Regions from separate parts of the Homo sapiens genome. Here region 1 is linked to region 2. Evidence: chromatin loops called from intact Hi-C (ENCODE). Cell type or tissue: thyroid gland. All regions are shown on one strand. Links, peaks and the distances in the headings refer to the core of each region. The heading gives the core; the rest is flanking DNA.

Region 1 (2,921 bases), core at 308-2,807, 310 kb before region 2:
TAAAGGTTCTTGGTTATATTTCTATTACATTTCCTTCCAAATCATTTTCTGTTTAAATGAATTAAGTCAATGATTTAGGCATTTACTTCATGATATTGATGAAATTACTACATACAGGGCATGGTGCAAGTTGATTAGATTTTAGAATCTCTATTAGCGCTGTTAAGAATACATACAAACCAAAGTGCCTGCTGAATGAGATGCCACCCCCTCCACTTCTCCCTCAAAATTACCTTCTGTCCACCTGTTTCCTTGAAATACAGGGAGAGGAAAAACACCTTAGTATAACAGGACTTGTAAAGGACCACTTCCCAGGTCCTTTGAGACAAACCAAATATCTCCTTCTTTATCTCTTACCTAGCATCATTTGTTCATCTTTCTCCTCACACTTAACAGCACAATTTCAATGTTTCTTTTCACCAGTCTGCCTGTGCCTCAAGTTTTTATGTTTATCCCCAGTGCCTAGCACAGCTTTTGACATAAATGCTGTGACCAATTATTATTCAACAGATAGATGAATGAGACCCTTCTGCTGAGGGGGAAGGGGTAAGAGATGGGGGAAGGGATAAGAGATGGGAGAAGAGGCCCATTTAAAAATAAAATGGTGATAGCAAATAACAATCACAGTGAACCTGTGTTAAGCTCCTATTGTGTGCCAAGCATTGTATATATTATTGCTAACCTTTAACAAAAAGGAAAAATGGCGAAAGTAATTTTATTTTCTCTTCTTATAGATCTGCACTGTTTCAATAGGGTAGCCACTACCCACATAGGAGCATTAAGCACTTAAAATGTGGCAAATCTGAATTAAAATGTGCTGTAAGTATAAAAATACATGCTAGATTTCAAAGATTTAGTACTAGAAAAAAAAGAATGTAAAATATCTCAATAATCTCTATATCGATTACATGATTTTTTAAAATTTTGTGTTAAGTAAAATATATTCTTAATTTTTCTTTTTTTTTTTTTTAAAGGGTGAAGTTTGGGGAGAACTCCCAAGAGAATGGGCACAGGAAGTAGCATTTATCTACGCACTAAAATGCCAGACACTTTTAAACACCTCACATTTACAACAATTACTAGCCCCATTTTCCAGATCCTAATACTCGGGTTAAGTGATTCACCCAAATGCCTGGATCTTGAAAACTGTAGCCCAAATTTAAACAAGGTATTTCCGGATTCAGAGTTCTTCTGATAACAGGCCCAAGTGTAAGGAAACAAAGGGCGATCAGACCCCAGAAAGGCCTGTCACGAGGAGTTTTGAGAGTAGTCAGACTGTCCAGCCGCGGAGCAACCTAACCAGGCACTGGAAGACACCACCAGATGCTCAGGGCAAAACCTTTTGTCCCCTCTCCGCAGCGAGGCAATCCAGGCCGGAGAGTCAGATGCACCTGAGAAAACCAATATCCCCAGGGCATATCTTGGGGTTGGGTCAAACTCCATTCCTTATCCTAGAAGCCCTGCTTATGGGTCCCGGAGGTTGACTCTGCTAGTGCTCCGGCGCCCTCTAGCGATTGTCCATTCCAATGCCAGCTCTCTCTAGTCCGTCCTTCTAGACTCACCAGCTCCTAGGGCTTGCCCTGCCGTGGACCCCTGCCAGCCTGATTTTGCTCCTCCCCTACCTCAAGGTGCAATGAATTGCCCTACACTTGGATAAGAAAGAGGTCTTCTGGTCAATAAGCCTTAAACCTGAGCTTTCTAAAGTTAATCCGAAATACTGTATTTTCCCCCTGACATTTCCAAGGAGAAATTTCTCTAGTTTCCTAAGTAATAAGAAAAACAAAGTTAGAAATACTGTGTTCTGAGCCAAAGATGTAAAAGCAACATTTAAGAAAGTTTGTTCTTTTTGAATGACGCTTTAATTTAAAACAGAATAAAGGATTCCCCTGTGTGTTCCTGGAACTGTAAACACTCATAAACTCTCTTTGTTTACTTTATTGACTCAATTGTGACATTTAAAATAGAAAGCTAAGTCTATGCATGAGCAATTTTTTACAGAACATGCACATTAACAGAGATGGCTGCAGACAATGACTTTGTACAAATTCAATCACATTTATTGGGTAAATATTGCACTGGCTCCAAGAGACAGCAATGTAATAAGTCCCAAGCCTACTCCTCCTAACACTCTAATGGAGGTGGGAGACACCCCCGCAATCATCCCTAACTCATACTTAATAAAGATCAGCAGTGCACATGGTGCCAGAGATTGGCTCCACTGCTGTAATTATCTCCAGGGAACTTGAGTTTCTTTATGAGGGGAGTAATCAGAAGGGTTGTTGAATGAGTCTCCTGATTTTGAGAAGTCACTTATTTGAGCTTTAGTTTCCACATTTGTCAAATTAAATTGCTAGAGTCAGCAGATGATCCCCAAGCTCTCTTCCAGTTCTGAGAGTCATAGAACATGCACATTAACGGAGATGGCTGCAGACAATGACTTTGTACAAATTCAATCACATTTATTGGGTAAATATTGCACTGTTGAAAGTTGCTGATCACAGTTTAGAGATGAGTCCATCACAGATCAGCTTAAATGGGCTCCCCTTCCAGCCCTATGACTAAAATAATAGGACTGGAATAAACTTTCCCAAAGAAGGCATCCTTATCACTTTCTTATTTTTGAGACTTGCCTTCCAACCCTCAATATTTACTGAGCTAAAAGCTGATGGTTCCCAAGAGGGTTTCCAAAGAATACAGCAGACAAATAAAGGACTTCCCAGGATGTGCTGATTTAGGAGAAAATATATCCAATATATCACATATATTTAGTAGTTCATACAGCAAACAGAAAGCTCCCACATAACTGCAGTTTCTAGTACAGAAAAAGAAAACCTGAAAGTATATGTAGGCACTAATATGTTTTTATTATGCAGTCACAAGTTTAGGAGATATTCACTGAGTTTAACACTAATTGAGGCCTT
Region 2 (2,921 bases), core at 292-2,791:
TAATTTACTCTTGAAAAGCTTGGTAGAATTCCTCTATGACAGTCATCTGGCCCTGGAGCTTTTATGTTTGAGAAGATGGCAGTAGGAGCTCTTTAACAATAATTTCTATTATTTTATGAAAATCTATTGAGGTTAATATTGGCAAATTGTAGTTCCCTAGAAATTTCATCCATCAGACAGACAATATCTTCCAAAAAGGCTTCCCAGAAATGGCTGCCAATTTCAGCAGTCAGATAGCTGAACATTGGGTCTCATTATTGCGACATTCCAAGAAACATACAGAACCTAGCGAAAGATTTGCATTCCATCCAAGTTTTATATGTATAGCCAAAGACCAAGCCCTATTTGTGTTGCATGTTCCAGGATGCTTTGGCCTGAAATATGCTTTCCTTTCTCACCTGGGACATATTTACACATGAGTTATACTTTACCCACTTCTAAAAAGAATCTGAGGCAGTACACTTCAATCCAATTCCAGCACGAACCAGGAACATGTGGCAGTCAGCCAGCATCTATCTACATTTTAAATGTAATAATAAGGAATAATCAATTCGTGTTTGTAAAATTCTTTGGAATGACATTATCGTAACCAATATTACTGGTGCATTTTTCTGTGAAGAACAGCGGTTCTCAACAGGGGCGCATTTGCCTCACAAGGAACATTTGGCAATGTCGGGAGATATTCTGGGTTATACAAGTGGGAGATTAGGAATGCTACTGGCATCTAGTGGGCAGAGGCCAGGATACTGTGAAACATCCTATAATGCACAGGAGAGCTCCCTACAACAAACAATTGTCTGGCCCAAAATATCAATAATGCTGAAGCTGAGAAACCTGTGTAGGAATTTTTCTTTCTCTGTTTGTGTTTCAGGATTTTATAGCTACCTTGGGAAAACTTTCAGGATTACATGGCCAGGACCTTTTTGGAATTTGGAGTAAAGTCTACGACCCTTTATATTGTGAGGTAAAAGAAAAAAAAATCACAGGTTAACTTGCAATCTGATTTTATGATTTATGCTTATTTTGAAATAGATGAATATCTTTTCTTTCACTTCTTTATGAATGTATTACTTATACTTCTTTTGACATTGAAACGTAATTCACAACTTCCTTATATTAACTTGAAAATGCTGACTTCTCTTTTCTCTCTATTATTATTTATGTTTTCACCCTTTAGAAAATTACAAGCAAAATTGCTTTTCTTCTATGAGTTTCCACTTTAGTTTTTTCCCCCCTTGGATTCAGTAGGAGCTTATTTATTTTGCAGCCACTCAAAAATGCTGGGTTCCTGTCCTTGGTCTTAATGAAAAAACAATGTTGTTATAAAGAAAGAGGGGAAAATTACCTGATTTCCGAATGTAGAAATAAACAAGCAAAATATAAGCCAGGCTATTTATATTTGCTTAACAAGAAAGAACTTCTTTCTTGCTTTGCGATGCATTTGAAATACCGTTTGTGGCCAGATAAATTACGATTGCTTTTCAAGGTTACATGGTGTTTCTCACTCACCATGCTCCACCTTCTGGCCAAAAGGAGTACTCTCTGTTCCTGTTTTCCCAACTAGCTCACTAAATATGGGGCAAGATTCTGACCACCCACCTAATTCATATTGACTTCTAACTTTGAGGTCATCGTGAGAGTCTGGGGGGCAGCAATTACTTCCGTAGTTCTATCTTAATAACAGATGACACAGTTTGCCTCCATCCATCCTAAAGTTAATTGACCCAATCACATGCTACTTTCCCAGTATTTTCACTTAATCATCAGCAACTATTTCAGTGAAAATTCATTAGCATTGTAAAAGACTCTTCAGTGAAAACAAGAGCCCCCATTTTTGTTCCAGTCATAATTTTTTTTTCTTCCTTACTACAGTTTGATCTGAGCTATTCCAAAATGTGGTCATGTCATGTGATATTTTTTCCAAATCTCTCTCACTTATTTCCTCTGTAGGTCACTCCACTTTGGTCTCCTCTTTCACGAACTCACTTTCTCTCACTCTTAATCCTGCCTTTGAAACTGGGGGACTCCTAATCAACTCTTCCTAACGGGTAATAAATATTGGCACAAGGTCTCACCTGCCCTGCTTGTACTTAACCATTCATTTAACGCATATTTACCAAGTATCCACTGTGTGCAAGGTGCAGGCTTTCCTCAAGAGTCAGTGAACTACAGCCAGGTATGGTGGCTCCTGCCTGTAATCCCAGCACTTCTGGGAGGCTGAGATGGGAGGATCATTTGAGGCTAGAAGTTCAGGATGAGCCTGGGCAGCATAATGAGGCCCTACCTCTACAAAACACTTTTAAAAATTAGCCACGTGTGGCCAGGTGTAGTGGCTCATGCCTATAATCCCAGCACTTTGGGCTAAGGTGGGCGGATTGCCTGAGCTCAGGAGTTCGAGACCAGCCTGGCCAACATGGCGAAATTTCATCTCTACTAAAAATACAAAAATTAGGCGGGTGTGGTGGCGCATGCCTGTAATCCCAGCTACTCGGGAGGCTGAGGCAAGAGAATCGCTTGAACCCAGGAAGTGGAGGTTGCAGTGAGCTGAAATCGTGCCACTGCACTCCAGGCTGGATGACAGAGCAAGATTCTGTCTCAAAAAAAAAAAAAAAAAAAAGTGCCACGTGTGGTGGCATGCACCTATAGTCCCAACTACTCAGGAGGCTGAGGTAGGAGGATTGCTTGAGTCCTGGAGTTTGAGGTTACAGTGAGCTGTGATGGCCACTGCATTCCAGCCTTGGTGACAGAGCAAGACAATGTCTCTGAAAAAAAAAAAAGAAAAAAAAAGTCAGCAAACTAGACCTTGATGGGGGTAGGGGAGAATATATTACTGAAGGCTCCAGAAATATATTGCCTTTCCTAACTGGCCTCTCAGGCAGCCCATTCAGCTTTTAAGGAAATATCATTTAACTCTGTCAGGT

The links. Hi-C counts contacts between places; a loop is a spot of excess contacts. Peaks named below come from ENCODE experiments on the same cell type or tissue, not always from the same donor. Only the 100,000 strongest peaks of a DNase experiment are listed, where the experiment ranks them.
Region 1: a loop joins it to region 2, with 4 times the contacts of the local background. A loop is called at or near these places in 21 of 110 quality-filtered maps.

What each region holds. Positions count from the first base shown.
Region 1 is chr3:132,027,969-132,030,889 of GRCh38, forward strand. All of the region lies in intron 1 of CPNE4 (copine 4), which reads right to left. Among named protein-coding and RNA genes, the nearest start is that of CPNE4, 5.6 kb to the right of the region's middle. RefSeq lists an enhancer at 1,557-1,606. In thyroid gland, for the core only: a CTCF peak has its summit at 1,508 (motif pointing left); a DNase peak (open chromatin) is centred at 1,513.
Region 2 is chr3:132,341,681-132,344,601 of GRCh38, forward strand. It overlaps ACP3 (acid phosphatase 3), which reads left to right. Exons shown (of 10, transcript NM_001099.5): 6 at 872-964. Among named protein-coding and RNA genes, the nearest start is that of ACP3, 26 kb to the left of the region's middle. In thyroid gland, for the core only: CTCF peaks have their summits at 687 (motif pointing left) and 1,531 (motif pointing left); a DNase peak (open chromatin) is centred at 1,526; H3K27ac peaks cover 415 bases.